2 separate regions of the Homo sapiens genome follow, and region 1 is linked to region 2. Evidence: read pairs that join two places in POLR2A ChIA-PET (ENCODE). Cell type or tissue: MCF 10A. All regions are shown on one strand. Links, peaks and the distances in the headings refer to the core of each region. The heading gives the core; the rest is flanking DNA. Region 1 has its middle 25 kb from the start of B4GALNT1. Region 2 holds the start of AGAP2-AS1 (AGAP2 antisense RNA 1).

Region 1 (11,183 bases), core at 1,914-9,913, 70 kb after region 2:
CATAATAATCTACTGCTATAAGATCAGCCCTCTTGCATGGAAAAGCTTTTATACACCAGAAAACATGCATTGAAAATGACAATTGAGTGAAATTCCTTTATAAATGTTTAAATGGCCCATCAGGTAGCCAAATGTACCTGAAGCTTTGATTGTCTTCCTGGGAATATGGAACCAAACATTGGTTTTAAACTATTTCCTTAATTTATAAGTCACCACATTAATATATTCAATTTGGATTATTTTATCTTTTCCATGACCAGTCATGGAATGAAAAACCTTTAATAACAAAAGCTTTAAGGATTCAGGAAGGACAAGGCAGCTGTCCTGGTTCTTAGTGAGACCATGCTTAACATATGTCCTCTGGAATACCAGTTGTTTTCCAATTTAGGTGCATAGAACTGATAACTAATGGGTTATCATAGGTAATTTGACTTAGACCATGGAGTTCATTCAAATTGTACATTTAAACAATTTTAGTGTTGGCTGATTTAGCATGATAATCTAGAGCTTGATTTTGAAAGATTTGTTAAATACCAAAGGTTTAAAACATTGGCTGTTACAAAATAGACTCTCAGATTACCATAAGTCACTCATTTAGCCAAAATGATAACTCGAAAATTTTTTAGGCCAGGCATCATGGCTCATGCCTGTAATCCCACCACCTTGGGGAGGCCCACCACTTTGGATCATTTGAGGTCAGGAGTTCAAGACCAGCCTGGCCAACATGGTGAAACTCCGCCTGTACTAAAAAGACAGAAATTAGCCATGCATGGTGGCAGGTGCCTGCAGCCTCAGCTACTCGGGAGGCTGAGGCAGGAGAATCACTTGAACCCAGGAGGCGGAGGTTGGAGTGAGCCAGGACCACACCACTGCACTCCAGTGAGACTCTGTCTCAAAAAAAAAAATTTTTTAAGGAAAAAACATTATTCTGATAAAGAGGAGACTCAGCTTTCAAAACAAGACCCAGTGAAGACGAAGATAGCATGAGGACAACTGATTCTGTCTCCTTTCTTTCCTTTCCCCCACTTTTTCCTTTTATAGTTTACTTAAAAGGTAAACAAAAACCTTTCATTATCTTTTAATATTACATAAAAATCCTTTTTAAAATAGAAAACCAAATTTTTTGTTTCCATTCATGTTATTTTTAATGTTAAAGCTAGTTTTTAAAAACATTTTATAAATCTATTCAGTTTTAATTAGTTTGACTATAAGGTAAGATTTATATAAACATTTTATAACACTTTACAGTATTTTTTTCTCAGAGCAGAACAATGTTCTAATGAAACTCTGTTGCGCTTCTATTCCAATGTCCAATTTATGGGGAAAAAAACTAAATAATGCCATTTTAACTTTAGCCAATATGTTCACACATAGAATCTGTTAATTTTTATAAACCTTTTACAACTTGTTCAAACCTTTAGCTTTATTTAATTTAAACAATCCTTTAACCCTCTAACCTAGGCAAAACTTTACATTCCCATACTTTCTTATAATCTCGTACAAAAACACATTTTATTCTCCCTACACATCTTGTATGTAAACTTATTTTTTCAGTAGTCTCAATTACATATTACGATGTTAACTCCTAGTAATTTTACTTTTGGTGAAAACCTTGGTAAGTAAGGGATTTTAATTATGTACTAGGTGTGGAGCCTAGGACCCAGACAGAAATGCAGATAAGGTCTGACTCTTTCCAGCATTTAACTCCATGTGTCCCGGGCCTCACCTAGCTGTAAAGCAGGCAAGCTGTACAGTTAAGAGTCATAGCGGCGTTTCATGAAGCATTTAGGAGGCCAAACCACCTTTAAATTGTACAACATTTTTGGCATAAATTTCTGTTCATAAATTCTTTCACAACTTACACAGACCATGTACAACATGTTTAGACTTTATGACTTGCACTAAACATCCCTCTTTTAAACAACCAGTCATTTTACTTTAGGACAAGAATTTACCATACAACATCCTTTCTTATATAAAATCTCCTTTCTTTATGACCTTCCTTGCATAGCTAGGGGGCATGGCTAATTCCATGTATCCCCATGCCTTATTTAGAATTTAATGTCTTCAAAATATATTGAACAATTTTCAAAAGTCAAAGCAGTTTATGACCTTAAAGCCTTTAGCAAACCTAATATCTGACCTGCATGATTTAGACAAAATGTTTTTATTTTATCAATAATCTTTAAAGCTATTTTTATTTGCCAAAGATTACTAAAGTTACATGAACTAAAAGGCATTACAGTTTTTATTTTGCTTTTAAGAGCTTATTTTTGTTTAAACCAATTAATAGAGCTCTTTTATATAAGCGTTACACACAACCCATATATAGTTACACAGAAAGACAGACAGAAGATTACTACAGTAGTTGTAAGATTTTTCATTTGCCAGTTTTTAAGTTTCTCAATTGGTTATTGGCTTTAGGGTGGAGCCCTTGGAAAAACAGAGCCAGGAAAGGGGTTTCTGGTGCCTCCTGTTTTTCCCAAGGAGTCCAGGATATTAGAGCTTGAATATCTGCTTTTAATTAAGCTGACTTTTAATCATAGCACTTTTAATGAAGTCCATTTAAAATTTCCTATTACCTAATTTTAGCCAGGCTAAATGGCCGATATTTCTGGCTTTTGAAATTTACCAGAGGTAACCTCCCAAGTGCTCAGAGAAAGGAAAATTTTTTTGAGGCAGAGTCTCACTCTGTCACCAGGCTGCAGTGCAGTGGAGCGATCTTGGCTGCAACCTCTGCCTCCTGGGTTCAAGCGATTCTCCTGCCTCACCCTCCTGAGTAGCTGGGACTACTGCTGTGTGCCACCATGCCCAGCTAATTTTTGTATTTTTAGTAGAGATGAGGTTTCACCATGTTGGTCAGGATGGCCTCAAACTCCTGACCTCGTGATCCACCTGCCTTGGCCTCCCAAAGTGCTGGGATTACAGGCATGAGCCACCACACTAGGCCAGAGAAAGGAAAATTTAAGATAGTCCATGGAGAAGAGACTAGACAAAGTTATGCAGATATTAAACCAGAAATGACTTACTTCCTAAAGAGGGAATCAAACCTGGACTGCCAGCGTGAAATGCCAAAACACTAGCTATTGAGCTACAGAACAGGGTAGTCTCTGCTGCCCTTCCCAGAAGAAGTCTAGAGTAGTTAATTTTGAGCTTGCAAAGCCTTTTATCTACTCAAGATAATTTTTAGAGCAACCTATGACATAAACCCTAAAATTCCTGTTCCCTGGAAGGCAGAGACCAAGAGAAAGTACTGCCACATGGTTATAAGGTCAAGCACCCAAGGACATAAAACAAGATGGAGACCCCATCCAGTAGTTTGTTTGTTTGTTTCAGGGACAGGCAGGAAAGTTTGTTATCAACCAGCTTGCTGGGTCATCTTGGGCAGCGAGTTTATGGGGCCCTAAGCCCACGTTTTATCCTAAGGTACCCCTCAACACAGAAAAACAAGTTCATAGCACAAATACATCAGTATGAGACTGGCCTCAGAATTCTTTTTTGCATTAATCACAACTTTACAGAGGAGTAAACAGTGATTTTTACCATTCATTCAACTGTTCGCACAGAGAGAGAGAAACCAGAAATCTGACTGGTAAGAAATTCTTACCCTTGGCTGGGTGTGGTGGCTCATGCCTGTAATCTCAGCACTTTGGGAGGCCGAGGCGGGCAGATCATGAGGTCAGGAGTTCAAGACCAGCCTGGCCAACATAGTGAAACCCCGTCTCTGCTACGAATACAAAAATTAGCCAGGTGTGGTGGCACACACCTGTACTCCCAGCTACTCGGGGGGCTGAGGCAGGAGAATCGCTTGAACCTGGGAGGCAGAGGTTGCAGTGAGCTGAGATCATGCCACTGCCCTTGTAAAAGAGCGAGACTTTGACTCAAAAAAAAAAAAGAAAAAAATTCTTACCCTTTTGCCAGCATGCCAGGCTTCTGGGTTCCTTTTCCCTGAGTGGCCCCAGTGACCCAGCTTGCCGCATCATCACGCTGGGGGCCAAGCTGCATCATAAAGGAAAATTATCTTTTTTGGTTCTGACCAGAGTAAAATATGTGTAATAAAACATAGACATTGGCCACTCTTCTTATCACCCAATATCAAACTGATAAGCCTTAAATTTGCCCTCACATGGGCCCCTTCATCTTTAATCCAACCTCCGACTAGGAGTTTGGATTAAACTAGAGACACGTGGTCTCTGGGCAAGATGGTTGCCCTGAGTAACAGAAAAGATAAAAAAGGGAAAGGAGAGAGAGAGAGAGAGAGAAAGCATTGCCTGTGGCGGGGTGGGAAGGCAAAATGCTCAGGGAGTCTAGAGAAAGACCCACATTGAAAAGCTCAGGTGGCTGCAGCTGCTGTCATGAAGGGATTTTTTTTTCCAACAGTCCCATCAGCTCTCAAGTTTCCCCTTTTGGGGAAGGAAAACACTCCCCATGTCCCACGACCCTCTCTATGCCTAATCCTGTCACCCATAGTCATCAGCAAAGAGTGCAAGGCAGATTATTCCAAAGAGAATAGCAGTTGACATCCTGTAGTGCCAAATTTGTTCTTAGCCAAAAGGGACTTTACTGAGAGCCTTTTTTTTTTTTTTTTTTTTTTTGACAGAGTCTCACTCTGTTGCCAGGCTGGAGTGCAGTGGCCCAATCTCCACTGCGATCTCGGCTCATTGCAATCTCCAACTCCCTGGTTCAAGTGATTCTGCTGCCTCAGCCTCCTGAGTAGCTGGGATTATAGGCACACACCACAATGCCCAGCTAATTTTTGTATTTTTAGTAGAGACGGGGTTTCACCTTGTTGGCCAGGATGGTCTGGATCTCCTAACCTCATGATCTGCCCGCCTTGGCCTCCCGAAGTGCTGAGATTACAGGTATGAGCCACTGCGCCTGGTCAAGGGTCTTCATTTTTAAATGTACTTCAATGCATTGCTGTTCATTCAGAACATTCCACTGTAAGTTATCTTTAGTAAGATTTTGCCATTTCTGTAAGACTTCGCTGCCTCCCAGGCCTAAAGTATAAGCCAGAAGGAACTCAGTTTTCCAGAAATTAAGGATCCCATTTTTACCTAAAATATTGGCTTTACTCTCAGGTTCTCTTAACTTAGCCAATAATTTTTCCTACCTAAGCATGCAAGAAAAATGAAGCAAAAGGGTAGAACACAAAAATCCCTGTGAAGTTTCAAAAGCCAAATTTTATAATCCCTGAAATATTACTGCTTACTACCAGTTCCTTTCTGACCCATTCAGATGTAAGACACCTCTAATTGGATCCAAGCCAGTTCATTACTGGATCAAATCCATTCCTGGACCCAGTCCAGTTTCTGTTGCAACTCCAAACCTAGTTTGAACCAGATATTTGCTCAAAGGAACTTGGAGAGCTCAAAACACAAGTCTGTGGAACTCTGAAATCCAAGAGGAAGCTTACTCACGATCCCCAGTCACTCTGAGAGATCAGTGGACACAAGTGGGTCCTGCAGTCACCTTGCGTGTTCACTCAGTGCTCCTGGGGGTTGCTAGAAGCTCCACTTCAGATCCCGCTTCTGACACCATCTGATAAAAGAAAAATTTCAGCCAAATTAAATTTAAAGGAGTTTAATTGAGCAATGAAGGATTCACAAATCAGGCAGCCCCCAGAATCACAGCAGATTCACAGAGACTCCAGGGGTGCCTCATGGTCAGAACAAATTTATAGACAAAAAGTTAAAGTGATGTACAGGAATTGGAAGTGAGGTACAGAAAGAGTGAGATTGGTTACAGCTCTGCATTTGCCTTATTTGAAGACAGTTTGAGCACTCAGCAGTCTATGAGTGGCTGAAGTATGGCCACTGAGATTGGCCAACACTCAGCTATTGTTATGTGTGCATACTATTAAGCTAGGTTTTCAATTTTGTCTGACTATTAAGCTAAGTTACAGTTCAAGCAAAAGGACTCCAATATAGAAGTATGGAGACCTTCTCAGGTCATATTTAGTTTGCTTTAACAGCCCTAAGCAGTTCCCAGCATGACTTATTCCTTTAGCTAAGTGATTTTGGGGGCCCCCAAGATTTTTCTTTTTACCTTTCCCCTCTTTCATTTTAAAAATCTTTTCTAGGAAGTATTTTAGAAGAAAATGAGTCTCTGGTTTGAGGTTCTGTTTGATCTCTCATGGCTAGAATGGTTTATTCCTAGACAGGTAGGTCCTGAGCTATTAGTGTATCCTGAATTGGTGGGTTCTTGGTCTCACTGACTTCAAGAATGAAGCCGTGGACTCTCACGGTAAGTGTTACAGTTCTTAAAGATGGTGTGTCCGGAGTTTTTTCCTTCTGATGTTCGGATGTGTTCGGAGTTTCTTCCTTCTGGTGGCTTCGTTGTCTCGCTGGCTTCAGGAGTGAAGCTGCAGACCTTCGCAGTGAGTGTTACAGCTCTTAAGGCAGCACGTCTGGAGTTGTTTGTTCCTCCCCTCCAGAGTTGTTCATTCCTCCCGGTGGGTTCATGGTCTCGCTGGCCTCAGGAGTGAAACTGCAGACCTTCACGGTGAGTGTTACAGCTCATAAAAGAAGTGTGGACCCAAAGAGTGAGCAGCAGCAAGATTTATTGCAAAGAGAGAAAGAACAAAGCCTCCACAGTCTGGAAGGGGACTCGGGGGGGTTGCCATTGCTGGCTCCAGCAGCCTGCTTTTATTACCTTAGCTGACCCACCCACATCCTGCTGATTGGTCCATTTTACAGATTGCCGATTGGTCCGTTTTACAGAGAGCTGATTGGTCCATTTTGATAGGGTGCTGACTGGTGCATTTACAAACCTTGAGCTAGACACAGAGTGCTGATTGGTGCATTTGTAATCCTTTAGCTAGACACAAAAGTTCTTCAAGTCCCCACCAGATTAGCTAGACACAGGGCACTGATTGGGGCATTTACGAACCTTGAGCTAGATACAGGGTGCTGATTGGTGTGTTTACAAACCTTGAGCTAGACACAGAGTGCTGATTGGTGCATCCACAAACCCCGAGCTAGGCACAGAGTGCTGATTGCTGCATATACAATCCTCCAGCTAGACATAAAAGTTCTCCAAGTCCCCACTAGACTCAGGAGCCCATCTCCAATTACCCACTAGACTCAGAAGCCCAGCTGGCTTTGCCTAGTGGATCCCATGCCAGGGCCGTGGGCAGAGCTGCCTGCCAGTCCCACACCATGCACCCGCACTCCTCAGCCCTTGGGCAGTTGATGGGACCAGGTGCCGTCGAGCAGGGGGTGGCGCTCATCGGGGAGGCTCCAGCTGCATGGGAGCCCACGGGGGGGGGGTGATTGGGCATGGAAGGCTGCAGGTCCCGAGCCCTGCCCCATGGGGAGGCAGCTGAGGCCCAGCGAGAATTCGAGCGTAGCGCTGGTGGGCCGGCACTGCTGGGGGACCCAGTGCATCCTCTGCAGCTGCTGGCCTGGGTGCTAAGCCCCTCACTGCCCAGGGCCAGTGGCACTGGCCGGCTGTTCTGAGTGCAGGGCCCACCAAGCCCATGCCCACCCTGAACTTGCGTTGGCCCGTGAACACCAGGTGCAGCCCCGGTTCCCACCCACGCCTCTCCCTCCACACCTTCCCACAAGCAGAGGGAGCTGGCTCCAGCCTCGGCCAGCACAGAGGGGCTCCCACAGTGTAGCGGCGGGCTGAAGGGCTCCTCAAGCATGGCCAAAGTGGGCACCAAGGCCGAGGAGGTGCCAAGAGGGAGGAAGGGCTGCCAGCACGCTGTCACCTCTCATTAGGAAAGCTCATTTTTAGCAGGGTGTGAAGTCTCATGTCCTATGAATTAAAAATAGGGGGAGGAAGGGAAAAAACAACAACAAACAAAGAAACAATTCTGGAAAGTTGATATTGGCCACATTACTCTGAAGTCCATACATAAGTAGGCAGGTATGAAAGTGCCTTATGTATGTAAATAGGTTACTATTATTTTCTTCTGAAGTTTAAGTTGTCTAGCTTCAGTTTACAGAGTTTTATGAAAGTACAGCTTAGTTTTTGGTGACTCCAAATTATAAAAAATGGGAAAAAAAGAAGGAAAAAATTTGAAAACATTATTTTGCAGGCTTATAGCCAAGAAAAGTTGGTGCAAACTGTAGGAAATAATAAAAATTGAAAAACATTAGGCAAGACTAGAATCTAACAACAGGTTACTGTAGTTTTTGTTTTTGTTTTTGTTTTGTTTTTCTTTTTTTTTTTTGAGACAGAGTCTTGCTCTGTCGCCCAGGCTGGAGTGCAGTGGTGTGATCTCAGCTCATTGCAAGCTCTGCCTCCTGGGTTCACGCCATTCTCCTGCCTTAACCTCCCAAGTAGCTGGGACTACAGGCGCCCACCACCATGCCCAGCTAATTTTTTGTATTTTTAGTAGAGACGGGGTTTCACTGTGTTAGCCAGGATGGTCTCAATCTCCTGACCTCGTGATCCCCCTTCCTCAGCCTCCCAAAGTGCTGGGATTACAGGTGTGAGCTATGGCACCTGGCCTACTGTAGTTTTTGAAACATATTTTTTCTCTCTCCAGTTTCCCATTTTTACTGAAGACAAATCATGGTAGGACTGGTTTGCTTTATTATACTTGGCCTGATTATTTGTATACAGTGCAGCCAGAATAATTATTTTTTACATAGCCTTTTAAATTGGCTTTGATGGAACTTTGTTCCATAGAAGGAATTTCAGATAAGACTTTTTTAAAGCCAAGCCCAGCCATAGATTTGTACCATCAAATACCTATGAGTTAGGTGAATTCCTCTCCTCTTGAGGGTTTAAGATAAACTTAGGGCTCCTGGGCCTGTCAGAAAGTGACATTCTTTACTTACCACAAGTCAGAAACCCTGTATGGGGACTGTGTAGACAAAGGTATGAGACCAGTATTTCCAAGGGACTTTTATTGGCTCCATAAAACAAGTTTTATTCCTTAAAGGAAAGCACACCATTCCAGCCAAAGCCTTGGTAAAATAACCAGTTTCTTTAACTGTGACGTGTTACAAATGAAAACAGATTCTTATTGCACTTATGCAAATAACTGTATTGTCATAAGTTAAGAATACTCACAAATAGTTTCCAAATTCTGTAGAAATAAGGAAGAAAGAAATGAATATGCTCCAAATTGTGTTCATAGGAGTATATTTTACTCAATTGTTAAAAGCTGTAGATAGCTTAAAAGTTTTCTTGACTCTGAAAAATGAAACGAAAGATCAGCAACGTTTTTAGCAAAAAGTTAAAAAGATCACTTCAGACTTCTGTTATTTTAGTCCATGTAGTTAATTTCTGTTCTGCTTGATATTCATAAATATTTCAGCTCTCCATCAGTCCTGAAAGTTTTTCCTCTATTCTGATGTCACAATCATCAAAGTTATCAGAAACCTGCATTCAAAAGCACCTGTTAGAGTTTTATAGTTGATTATAAAACGACCTTCTAGAGAGGACTAAAACAAGACAATTGTTCATGGATGACAAAAAGTTTTAAGGCAGCCATAGCCAAAGACACAACTGACAAGGAAATTTGTTACCTCTGTGGCACACAATAATTTAACATAACAATTATAATTATTAAATGTACATTAAGCTATATCAGAATTATAGGAGTTTCCCATAATTTTGGGACACATGCTAATAACATATTTATACAAATACAGCCCAAGGGAAACCAAACACCATTTTATACTTGACAATATTTCCTGTACAATTTTTATACCAAATAAGCAAAATATGTCATTTTTGGACTTTAGGGAACCTAATATCTTAAAGGATTAATTAGGTCAGAAAAAGATATAATTTATAATTTTTTTTTTGAGATAGAGTCTTGCTCTGTTTCCCAGGCTGGAGTGCAGTGGTACAATCTCAGCTGACTGCAACCTCTGCCTGGCAGGTTCAAGCAATTCTGTTGCCTCAGCTTCCAGAGTAGCTGCGACTACAGGCATGCACCACCATGCCCAGCTAATTTTTGTATATTTTTAGTAGAGACCAGGTTTCGCCATGTTCGCCAGGCTAGTCTTGAACTCCTGACCTCAGGTGATCCACCCACCTCTGCCTCCTGAAGTGCTGGGATTACAGACGTGAGCCACCATGCCTGGCCATAATTTATAATTTGATTTGGAAAGTTTGTTCAACATCAAAAGTTGAAAACACTTGATATCACAAAGTACCATTACAGGTCACTGTAAAATAAGTAATTTCATTTAATCAAAGTAATATCTCAAGGATTTTTAAAAAAGAAAAAGGTAAAACCTTCATTCTTTGAGAGAGGAGACTTAATTTTCCAAACAATAAGCCCTAATAAAAACAGCATGAAGCCAATTAAATTTGTTTTTCAAAATTTAATGAACACTCTATAAAATTTTAATCTTTACCATAAAATATAACTTCCATAAGCCTTTTATAACCTTTATTCAGGAGTTGGTTAATACCTCAAGAAAACCTTGTTAATCTGACACAGGGGCCCATATGCTGGTCTTGCATTAGTGTACCTTTGACATTGATGATTAATTTATAGAGAAACTGAACTTATTTTATCTCTTAAAATTGGCCTTTACAATCTCACATGTCTACCTCTTCCACGATAGTCCCTAGGCCTTGAGGAGTTGAATAACTTTAATTTCTGGCCCTGTGTCTCAAGAATGCAGTTTATTTTGATTGGCATCTTCAACTGGGACTGAAGATGGGGTTTTAATTGCTGTCAGTGTTTAAAATTTAGCAGGACTTGGTGTCCTTTTTAGACCCAGGAGTCAAAGCCCTGTAACTCAGTGTCACAAGTATTTTAAAAGCAGAAACAGAAAGATACACAGATGTAATAACCTTAATTTTTAAAATTTTTTATGTTTTTTCTAAAGCAAACCAAAACTTTTTTTTTATTATTATACTTTAAGTTTTAGGGTACATGTGCACGTTGTGCAGGTTAGTTACATATGTATACATGTGCCATGCTGGTGCACTGCACCCACTAACTCATCATCTAGCATTAGGTATATCTCCCAATGCTATCCCTCCTCCCTCCCCCCACCCCACCACAGTCCCCAGAGTGTGATATTCCCCTTCCTGTGTCCATGTGATCTCATTGTTCAATTCCCACCTATGAGTGAGAATATGCGGTGTTTGGTTTTTTGTTCTTGCGATAGTTTACTGAGAATGATGATTTCCAATTTCATCCATGTCCCTACAAAGGACATAAACTCATCATTTTTTATGGCTGCATAGTATTCCATGGTGTA
Region 2 (11,183 bases), core at 1,034-9,033:
TATGAGTGTAGCTTGGTGGAGTAGGGGGCATCTCAGCTCTGCTGACTCTTCCATATGTGCCCAGGCTAGTAACGGGGGCCACACTAGCGACTACTCTTCTTCCCTCCCGTCCTCACCGAATGTTGGTCACCGGGAGCTCCGAGCCGAGGCAGCTGCAGTGGCTGGATTGAGCACCCCAGGGTCCCTGCACCGGGCAGCCAAGCGCAGGACCAGCCTTTTTGCGGTATTGGACATGGACATGCTGACCCCCATCCTCCTGTCCCCCATGACCTGCCCATCTTCCCTAGTCCCTAGACTCCTCTGTTGGGCCCTTCTTCATCTATCTTCCCTATCGTCACATCAGTGTATCCCTCTATCCATCCTCAAACTGATTCCAATAACCATTCCAGAATCGTCGGGGTAGTGACTCCGAGAAACGAAGCTTGGATAGTCGGGGAGAGACAACAGGGAGTGGGCGAGCCATCCCCATCAAACAGGTGAGTGATCCAGGGGCTGGGACAGGCTAGGGGCAGCTGGTCTTAGTTGGCTTTTTTCCCACATGTGTCTTTCCCCTTTCTCCAGAGCTTCCTACTAAAACGAAGTGGCAATTCCTTGAACAAAGAATGGAAGAAGAAATATGTAACCCTGTCCAGTAATGGCTTTCTACTCTACCACCCCAGTATTAACGTGAGTGGCAGAGACTGGGCCACATTGGCCAGCTTTGGATTTCCCTCAAGTTCTACCTGTCTATGCCTCTGACAAAGCACTAACCTCATTTCTAGGAAGTGCTAGTCCTCTTCTCTTAAGTTTAGCAGGCATGTGTTAAGAGCCCACCATGTGCCCATGCCAGGAATGTAAAGGTAAATACATTGCCCCAGGAACTTGCAGTCTAGTGGGAGAGCACCCAGGAAGGGAACGCTTTCTGGAGGAGACAATTGCTGGGCCAAGTCTGATGGGCCCATCCCCTAGATGTTCATCACAACCCATTTGGCCCCCAAGACCCCTCCCCAGTCCCTCTCTATTCTGTACCATGTTGACTGCTTCCCAGCATACCAAGGACCCCAACCTTCCCTACACTCTCGGCCCTGTACCCCTCCAGGATTACATCCACAGTACCCACGGCAAGGAGATGGACTTGCTGCGAACAACAGTCAAAGTCCCGGGCAAGCGGCCCCCGAGGGCCATCTCTGCCTTTGGCCCCTCAGCCAGCATTAACGGGCTCGTCAAGGACATGAGCACTGTCCAGATGGGTGAAGGCCTGGGTGAGTAAGGTTTATGACATAGGAGCAGAAGAGGGGCCAGGGCTGGGGAAAAAGAGGGGTAAGAGGGAAGAGGGGGCTGGCACTGGGCGAGTAGGAAGCTGGGTGATAAAGAGGGACCACATAAGGAATGGGGCCAGAAGAAAGAGGCTCACTGAGGTTTCATCTTCTTCCGACAGAAGCCACTACTCCCATGCCAAGCCCTAGCCCCAGCCCCAGTTCCCTGCAGCCACCACCAGATCAGACATCCAAACACCTGCTGAAGCCAGACCGGAATTTGGCCCGAGCCCTCAGCACGGGTCAGTGGGGATGACCTTCCATCTGCTGTCTTCCACACCCAAATAGGATGAGTGTGGGAAATGAATATGGGGTGAAGGCTTGGAGGCTGGAATAAATGCATGAGTGAACACATGGAGCCCCACACATGAATAAGTTCAATCATACCATGTCTATCATAATGGTTAAGACAAGTGGACTCTAACGTCAACTGCCTGAGCTTGAATCCTGGCTTGCCACATGGGCAAGTTACTTGACCTCTCCGTGCCTCAGTTTCCTCATCTGTAACATGGAGATAATAGTTTCTACCTCAGAGGGTTGCTTTGAGGTTTAAACAAACTGAGAATATTGTCTAGTACATAGTCAGCCATGTTTGACATGTTTGAAAAAAAATATATATATATAGTATGCAAATAACATTGTAAACAAATGATCCTTACAACAGTTTTGTCAGGTCAAGATTATTACCCCTATTTCAGAGATAAAGAAACTGAGGCTCAGAAGATTAAGTGCCTTGCTCAAGGTCTTAAGGCCAGTAAGTGGCAGAACCAGGATCTGAGTGCAGGACTGACTCTAAACCTCTCATCTCCCTGCATCCCCAGGAATGATCAAGGGGGAACTCCTGGAGAGGGACAGTTGAGGAGGGGAGCCCTAAAATGCCAAAGCTAGTTCAGGGAATGAGACAGGCTATCAAGAAATCAGGAAATCTGTGGAGGGGGCTACTGAGGCAGCTGTGTCTTCCTCCCTAAGACTGTACCCCATCTGGAGACCTGAGCCCCCTGAGTCGGGAACCCCCTCCTTCTCCCATGGTGAAGAAGCAGAGGAGGAAAAAATTGACAACACCATCCAAGACTGAAGGCTCGGCTGGGCAGGCTGAAGGTGAGGCTCTGGCAGGCACTTCCACTCCCACCCAGAACCCTCATCCCCAACATCAGCTCCCTGGCCTAACTCCTGCAGCAGGAGGAAAAGTGCCTGAGCTGAGTGCTTGACTACCATTACCACTGCACACAACTTAGTGAAAGAGTGGATGGACATCCCCCAGCCCCTGTCCTTCTTTCCTTGTTCCCCAGCTAATTCCTTTCCCCAGCCCCTGTTCTCAACGATGTCCATGTCTATAGCTCCTGCTCCCTCTCCTAATGACGTTCTAGTTCCTCTTCCTTCCCTCAACTCCACTTACCACCCCAGCCCCTGCACCCGGCAGCCCCGCTGATCCCCAGTGATTCAGCCCCTTATCTCAGCATCTCCCACTGATTCCCCAGATCCTGGATTCTGTGACCACCCAGCCCCTTCTCCCAATAACTTTCTTTCTTTTTTTTTTCTTTTCTTTTTTTTTTTTTTTTTTGAGATGGAGTCTCACTCTGTCACCCAGGCTGGAGTACAGTGGTGCGATCTCGGCTCACTGCAAGCTCTGCCTCCCGGGTTCACACCATTCTCCTGCCTCAGCCTTCCAAGTAGCTGGGACTACAGGCACTTGCCACCATGCCCGGCTAATTTTTTGTATTTTTTAGTAGAGACTGGGTTTCACTGTGTTAGCCAGGATGGTCTTGATCTCCTGACCTCGTGATCTGCCCGCCTCGGCCTCCCAAAGTGCTGGGATTACAGGCGGTGGGGATTACAGGCATGAGTCACCGTGCCCGGCCTTCTCCCGATAACTTTCTATTGCCAAGTGCTCCCCAACAGCCCTTGACCATAGTGATCCCCATTCTTGTCCCTCAGTGATTCCCCGCACCCCCACCGCCACCAGCCCCAGGGCCCTCTCATCTCAGCCCTGCGCCCCAGCTTCTGTCCCCTTCCCCCGTGTTCACTCAGATCCTGACCCTCCCTTCTTCTCCCAGAGGTCCAGCTCCTCGCTGGTCTTGATAACCCATCCCTGCTGCCCCTGCTCTCTGCCGGGTGCTCAGACCCAGGTTCCAGATCTGCCTACTCTCATGGCTCTTGGCTTCTGTTCCACTCTGCTCCGGGGCCACTGACTTTAGTTCTGCTTTCTCTCCCCATCTGTCTGTCCTGCTTTGTCTCTGGCACTCTGTCACTATCTCTCTCCATCTCTCCATCTACCTGTCTTTTTCTCCTTCTTTCTTGGTCTCTCTTTCTCTGTTCTGCTCTCCATTCTATCTCTATCTCCTTCGCTTCGGGAAACCAGCCAAGCGCAAAATGTGGAAACTAAAATCCTTTGGTAGTTTAAGAAATATTTATAAAGCAGGTAACAAGTGGGGAGCCGGGAGGGGCGCTCAGCTGGGGTGCAGAAGGGTGGGGGTGCCCCCGCCTTCCCCTGCATGTGCTCGGGCTTCCTGCTGCCCCCCACCCTCTGCTTTCCCTACCCCCACTGCCCCACTCCCAGGGGCTCGGGATGGACATCAGGGAGGACGGTCTTGGGAAAGGCAGCCCCTGCTTGAACTCTGTCCCTTAATGACCCCATCCCATCCCCCACTCAGAGGAAAACTTTGAGTTCCTGATCGTGTCCAGCACGGGTCAGACGTGGCACTTTGAGGCAGCCAGTTTTGAGGAGCGGGATGCCTGGGTCCAGGCCATCGAGAGTCAGATCCTAGCCAGTCTGCAATGCTGTGAGAGCAGCAAGGTCAAGGTAAGAGTTTGAGGTGGAGTGGAGGACTGGCCGCAGGAACTGACCCTGGTGCTGACGGCCATTGGCAACGACACGGCCGAAGTCGTGTGAGAGGAGAGCAGAGGTGTCTGAGAAGGAGGTGGGGCTTGGAGGCAGAGTCAGTGCCAACCCAAACCCTCTCTGCAGCTGCGCACAGACAGCCAAAGCGAGGCCGTGGCCATCCAGGCGATCCGGAACGCCAAGGGGAATTCAATCTGCGTGGACTGCGGGGCCCCCAGTGAGTGCCAGGAGGCAGCGGAGGGGCTAGGGAGTGTAGTGAATGCCGGGGTGCCTGTGCTGCCCGGCTGGGAGCCGACCTCTACGCTCCTTCCGCAGACCCCACGTGGGCCAGCTTGAACCTGGGCGCCCTCATCTGCATCGAGTGTTCTGGCATCCACCGCAACCTGGGCACACACCTGTCCCGCGTTCGCTCGCTGGACTTGGACGACTGGCCACGGGAGCTGACCCTGGTGCTGACGGCTATTGGCAACGACACGGCCAACCGCGTGTGGGAAAGCGACACGCGAGGCCGTGCCAAGCCCTCGCGGGACTCTTCGCGGTAAGCGTGAGGGAACAGAGCGGGGGGAGGGTTGCTGAGGGTGTGCGAACCTGAGACGGTCCCGTGGGTAGGGGCAGAAGTCCTGGCTGGGGGTCCCTAGAGCCTTTTCCGTTGATCCCTGGTCTTGCAGGGAGGAGCGCGAGTCGTGGATTCGCGCCAAGTACGAGCAGCTACTGTTCCTGGCGCCGCTGAGCACCTCGGAGGAGCCGCTGGGCCGCCAGCTGTGGGCCGCCGTGCAGGCCCAGGACGTGGCTACCGTTCTCCTGCTTTTGGCCCATGCGCGACACGGGCCGCTCGACACCAGCGTAGAGGACCCACAGCTGCGCTCCCCACTCCACCTGGCGGCCGAGCTCGCCCACGTCGTCATCACGCAACTGCTGCTGTGGGTACGTGAGCTGGGGGGAGGAAAGGGGGTCTTTGAGGCTTCATCTCGGAAAACGCCTGGCGCGGGAAAGCCCGAAATTCCCAGAGGGACCCCGGAAGTAGGCTTGGCCATGTGGGGGAGGCGGCGCCGGGTGTGGGCGCCCTGGGGACGCGCGGTCACGCGGCCGTTTCCGCCCTCTAGTACGGCGCGGACGTGGCGGCCCGTGACGCCCAGGGCCGCACGGCGCTGTTCTACGCCCGCCAGGCTGGAAGCCAGCTGTGCGCCGACATCCTTCTCCAGCACGGCTGCCCGGGTGAGGGCGGCAGCGCGGCCACCACGCCCAGCGCGGCCACCACGCCCAGCATCACCGCCACGCCCAGCCCCCGCCGCCGGAGCAGCGCCGCTAGCGTGGGCCGCGCCGACGCCCCGGTTGCGCTGGTATAGTTGCCCAGCGGGAGAGACACCCCCATCCCCACGCGGGCCGGGCACGACCACACCGGGCGGACCGCTGGACAGACGCACCCACTCACCTCTCCGATCCGCACCCCGCCCCACGGGAGCACTTCCTACCCCCACGAGGGCACAGCCCCCACGCCTTCCAGAAGACACAAACTCACCTCCCTCTCCCCAACGAGGCATGGAGACCCCAGCTCAACACGCCCCCTCTCCATTGTTTCCACACTCGGATTGCTCTGGGTCTACCCGCTCGGGGTTCGCGGAAGGGGAGGTCCCCAGCGGTACGGGCTCCTAGGCGCTTGGACATGCCCGCTTGTGCCCCCTAGGGGCGGAAAGAAGACCCGGTCCTGCCCGAGCTCAACAATCCCAGGGCGGGAGCCCATACCCAGGCTGGCTCCTGGGGCGACGCCACGCCAGAGGGAGGGTTTAGTACATGGGAGGGCTAGCCCCGGGACTTGGGGCCAATACGGAAACCCTACCCCTTCCATGCTCATCTCACTGCCCAGTGAAGGGGGCAAGGGCAGCGAGGGGCAGGACCCCTGCTGCTCATGGGGGTGGGGGTTCCCAACCCTTTCCGTGAAAGGGACCGTGAGTAGTGGAAACCAGGACGTCCCCTACACCTACCCATGGGTGGAAGCTAAAGAGTCCGGGGGGAACCAAGAGCCTGGGTCCCTCCCACTACTATCTTGGGAGGGAGAAGGGATGGAGCAGGAGCGGGCTAAGAGGGCTGCGGGGGCCTTGTAATTTATTGCTTTGTTCCCCAACATGGGGATGGGGGCGGGCAGGGGCGTGGGGAGGGCGTTTTGGGGTAGGGGAAGCCCAGGGTGGGCAGGGGGTGGGTTGGGGTGGGGGTGCTCTCGGGTTGTGTCTGTGACCGTGACTGCGTACCTGTGACTGTGCAGCGCCCGTGGTGATCTGGGGTAGGGGGCACCCCTACAGTGGGACCCCTCCCCCATTATTCTTTCTGTCCAGCCCCTCCCTCCCACTGGAGCAGCTCCAGAGCCATTCCTCACCCCCGTGACCTCTCCCAGCCAGGGCTGAGAGGATTCGAGGTGGCTGGGAGGGTTTCCAGGCCCCCTGCCCCTTCCCCACAAACTGGGTGATAGGGCGGACTTACCTGGCCCAGCCCTGCCTCCCTCAGCCAACCCAGCCCTTGGGCTGTCTGTGTCAGTGGTTTCCGGTCTTTTTTTTTTTTTTTTTTTCTGGCTAAAATAGTTTGCAAAGGACCAGGTAATTGGGGAGGGGAGAGAGGTGGGGGCAAGGGGGAAATGCCCCCCCATCTCCTTGGAGGCAGTGGTGTGAATCTTCTTCAACAGCAATTAAAGAGGAAGTGATTTTGTCTAGGGGGTGAGCTGCTGGTCTGTTCTTGGAGGCAGGTCAGGGCATGGCCTTGGTCAAGATGGGGTACTGGGGTTGGACAGGGACAGGCAGAGGTGCCTCCCACTGGGGCTGGTGGCAGGACAGTACCCATGGGCATGGAGGTGGTTCCATCATGTACAACAGTTCTGGGTTCATGTAGTGGAGGACGTGGGCAGGTTGGAGTCAGTGGGGACCCTGGGAACAGAGAAGGCACTGACTCTTAAGATGATGCCAGTCCTGGGAGAGTTGGGATATGGTACTTAGAGGAGAGGACAGGCCCATGGAGAGGGGTGGGAAGATGGGACAGCTTTGTTTAAGAGCAGGAACTTTGGAGACAGATCTGATTTTGAAACCTGCCCCTCCACTGCACAGCTAGGGGACCTTGGTGGCATCTGTTTATCTGTATTCTGAACAGTATCTGTTCAGAGGGCACCTGAAAGGCGCTCCAGCTCTGAGGAGGGCTGCCCCGAGCCAGCCTGCTCACCGTGAGCACTAGGTACCAGAGTAGAACATAGAGTAGGGGTTCCTCCCCTGGCCTCGTCAGGGGGTGTTCCAGAGGGAAGGGGTGGGAGACCTCCTGGGAAAGATTTCCCAGCTAGCTGCAGAGGTCCCTGGTGTCCACAAACTCAGTGTCAGCTGATGCAGGCATTTATCCACCTCCGTGCCATCAAAGGGACCACCAAGGCCACAGCGGCCTGAAGCCGGTGCTGCCTCCATGAGCTGCAGTGCCACTAGGCTCAGCACATAGCCAATCCTACCATTTCTCGAGGGCAGCTGAAAGTGTTTACTCAGGTAGAGGGGCTGGACAGGGTAGGGTTGGGTCAGCAGCCAGTGCAGGTTGGGCACAGCCATATGTTGTTATCTACCTTGAGGAGTTAGTTGGTAGCACCAGCATCTTTGGGTAGAATTGCTTCTGACCCTTGGTGCCCACCAGCCCCAAGAGGTTCAGCTGCAAGTGTGCCACTGAACTGAGGACACAGCACCAGACCTGAATCCAGTTCACATGGAGGCTGCGGCTCTACAGGGTCCTAGGCTGTGACCACCCAGCACAGCGGCGTGACCCAGGAAAGGTGGATTCAACAGTGCAGGTGCAGTGACAAGTACAGAGGCAGGTGTGTGGTCTGGGCAAAGCGACAAGAGGGGGGAGGTAGCAAAGAAGATTGGACTAGAGGACCTGGCCGTTCCCCCTTCACCTCCAAGACCCTGGACTCTCTTATTTCAGCTCCACTCCTTCCTCGTGGCCAAAGTTTGCTCCCTTCTTCAGAAGTTTGGGAGTGTGAGAGAATATGGGAAGGAAATAAGGACCCTGGAGAGAATGAAATTGCCTTCAAAGAGCAAGTGGGAAGTTCCTTTCATTTCCAGCCAGTGAAAAATGGTCAAGGTGTCAGCAAACCTCACAACAAATCCCAACACCAAGTAATCCACTTGCCTCTTGTCTTAATGGGGAGTGTCTTTGGTCTTGCGGGGGAGATGTAAAGGGTGGTAGTGGATGGAATGACAAAATATCAAGCCCTCCAGGTTATGACAAAATAGGAGCCCAGAAGGGGACTCCCTGGGTGGGTGAAGGAGAGCTGCTGCCCCTTTGTGCCCATGCCCCCTTCACAGCTCACCCTGGGCTGCCTTGCTTGGATGCCCTGCCATGCAGGATGCCCTATTGCCATCCGCCAGCCCTCCCTGCAGCCCTGCTGGCTGCCATCTGCCACACCCTGCTCCCCTCCTTTTGTTTGTCTTAGCACAGCTGGGGCAGACCGACCTTCACCATGGGAGTGCTGCCGCCAAAAGCCAAAGGAAAGGAAAAAGGAATTTCGATTGAAAGTACAAAATGATTAACAGAGTGAGATTTCCAGAACTCTGCTTTCTGGTGATGCTGAGACTCCATCCCCAGCAAATCAAAGCACAGCCCTCCTGCCCCAGCCCCTTCCCATTCTGAGCTTCTGATCAGCTTTGGGGACTCCTTCTGAGACTCTTGCCTCCAAGTAACCCAGTCTTTTCAGAACTCAGGAGTTGGCTTATAATAGAAAGCTAGTGAGCACTTACTTGGGGCCAGGTTCTGTGCTAAAAGCACGACATACACTCTATCTCATTCAATCCTCGCAACCATCTTAAAAAGCCAGTACTGTTGTCCACAATTTACCAATGAGGAAACAGCATTTAGAAAGTTAAGTGACTTGTTCAAGGGTCCGCTGGTGGGAGATGAGGGGTGCGGTCTGGGAGCTGCATTCTGACTACTGCTGCCCTCAAGGCAGTGTCTAAGCTCTTGTCCAGCTGGAGCATCCCTCCCTCAGGGGGCGCAGATGGACCAGAGGAAGCAGGGTTTTCTGAGTCTACCTATTTACACTTCAAAACAAAACAACGTAAGCATAGCATGCACAGTAAGCACTAGTCCACGTTCAGCAAGAGCTTCCTTCAACAGTTGAATCCTTCACTCTCCATTTATAGACACATGGGAGTTCTGGGCCCTCTATCCTTTTTTTTTTTTTTTTTTTTTTATTTGAGACAGTCTCACTCTGTCGCCCAGGTTGGAGTGCAGTGGTGTGATCTCAGCTCACCACAACCTCCGCCTCCCAGGTTCAAGCGATTCTCCTGCTCAGCCTCCCGTGTAGCTGGGATTATGGGCGTGCGCCACCACACTCGGCTAATTTTTTGTATTTTTAGTAGAGATGGGGTTTCACGATGTTGGCCAGGCTGGTCTCGAACTCCTGGCCTCAAGTGATCCGCCCGCCTCAGCCTCCCAAAGTACTGGGATTACAGGGGTGAGCCACTGCTCCCGGCCCCTCTATCCCTTTTCTTATCCTGTGAGCCCGGGGGCAGCCTTCAGCAGAAAGGCCGTTCACCTCAGAGACCAGAGCAGAGGACTCTACCTGAGTCCTCTGCACTCAAAATTAGCAGAGCATGGTGGTGTGTGCCTGTAATTCCAGTCACTGGGAGGCTGAGGCAGAATTGCTTGAACCTGGGAGGCAGAAGTTGCAGTGAGCTGAGATCAGGCCACTGCACTCCAGCCTGGGCAACAGAGTGAGACTCTTGTCTCGAAACAAAACAAACAAAATCAGAGTCCTCTGCACTGGGAGGAGGCATGTGGGGGGACCCATGCCTGCACTTGGTAGTGAAGAAGAAAGGGAGACACCAGGCCCATGTACCCTTGGGCATACTAAGAAACTGGCATGTGTGGGCAGCAGCCCTCTCTCTGCGCATGCCCAAAGGTGGAGGTCTTTTTGGAAAATGTTGAAAGGACAGGTGGGTAGGGGTGTGGATGACAAATGGAATCTGGAGCATGATATGGGAGAGACCACAGCAGAAGGAAGATCCCCGCCGGGGGGAGCTCCATGGTGTGCATTTTGGCTTTCAGGGTATAAAGGGGGAAACAATAGGGAAAGACTTGGTGCAAAAGGGAAGGAACAGAAACAGACAGATGAGAAAAGGAAGATGACAGCATTGCAAGTGTTTCTTTCAATCCTTGCCAGGCCAGGCTTTGTTTAGCTACCCTGGTCTCTTCCTGCATACCCCAGCCCCCGTTTATAGTACCTGGGGAATGGGGAGCAAAGAACAGGATCAGAGCATGATCTGAAAAGAACACTGAGCCTTCTCCCTGCTGGAACCCCCACCCCACAAAAAAGGTTGATGGATTGATGGTCCAGTTGTTTATTTAGAAACCTGATTGTTCAAGAACATGGTGGGTGCTTCACACCTTTTTCACTGGGATTGTGCTGGAGGTGATAGGCAGCATTCTACCATTTCCTCAGCAACAGAGGTGAAGGCTCCTCAACTCAGAAGCACAAATTGTAGGGGACAGGGTGGGCAGGGAAAGGGAGAAGGAAATCCCAAGGCAATTCAATAGAAGAGGGTAAAACGACTCCAAACATCACTAAGGGCAGGTGGGGGCCTGCTTGCTCAGTGCCTGCTAAGTGTCCTGCCCTCCTTGCTCTCTCTACCCACCTCCACTCAAAAGATCCTACTGAATCTCCAGGTAGGCAGCAGGGAATATCCTATCATTAGGGGACAATAACAGGAAAAGCCACAGAGGAGAGGAAGAGGATTGAGTGAGAGTTCAGGAGAGCAAATATCACAGGCCCGGTGAGGTCTCAAGGTGGCTGCCAGCAGGGGCAGCAGCATTCACCCAGGGCCCCCACACCCACAGAGTTGCCCGAGAGGTCCACAGCTCAGCTCCACTCTGCTGTTTGGCCCTCAGGGGTTCCAGGGTGGGGAGGTGGGGAGGAGGCAAGCCAGTCCAGGAAGAGTCTGGATTCCGTGAAGGGTCAAGTGTAGTGTTGGTCTCAGAAGTCAAATTCGTCCAGGTCCCCTGTGCCCTCCCCACCTGGAGAGCCCCACACCCGG

What was found. Peaks named below come from ENCODE experiments on the same cell type or tissue, not always from the same donor. Only the 100,000 strongest peaks of a DNase experiment are listed, where the experiment ranks them.
Region 1: POLR2A ChIA-PET joins it to region 2 with 6 read pairs; 4 of 35 experiments call an interaction of 5 or more read pairs at or near these places.

What each region holds. Positions count from the first base shown.
Region 1 is chr12:57,652,132-57,663,314 of GRCh38, reverse strand. No RefSeq gene overlaps it. Among named protein-coding and RNA genes, the nearest start is that of B4GALNT1, 25 kb to the right of the region's middle. In MCF 10A, for the core only: no CTCF peak of the experiment used is centred there; a DNase peak (open chromatin) is centred at 5,314.
Region 2 is chr12:57,720,849-57,732,031 of GRCh38, reverse strand. It overlaps AGAP2 (ArfGAP with GTPase domain, ankyrin repeat and PH domain 2), which reads left to right. Exons shown (of 19, transcript NM_001122772.3): 8 at 65-223; 9 at 390-476; 10 at 562-666; 11 at 1,079-1,241; 12 at 1,418-1,537; 13 at 2,265-2,393; 14 at 3,655-3,714; 15 at 3,947-4,095; 16 at 4,261-4,351; 17 at 4,450-4,672; 18 at 4,803-5,058; 19 at 5,238-6,835. The coding sequence ends at 5,480. It overlaps AGAP2-AS1 (AGAP2 antisense RNA 1), which reads right to left and starts at 5,792. Exons shown (of 2, transcript NR_027032.1): 1 at 5,654-5,792; 2 at 3,676-5,067. OS9 (OS9 endoplasmic reticulum lectin) reads right to left here. Exons shown (of 15, transcript NM_006812.4): 15 at 10,475-11,183. The coding sequence ends at 11,123. RefSeq lists enhancers at 3,941-4,574, 4,575-5,210. In MCF 10A, for the core only: CTCF peaks have their summits at 5,037 (motif pointing left) and 5,781 (motif pointing left); a DNase peak (open chromatin) is centred at 5,811.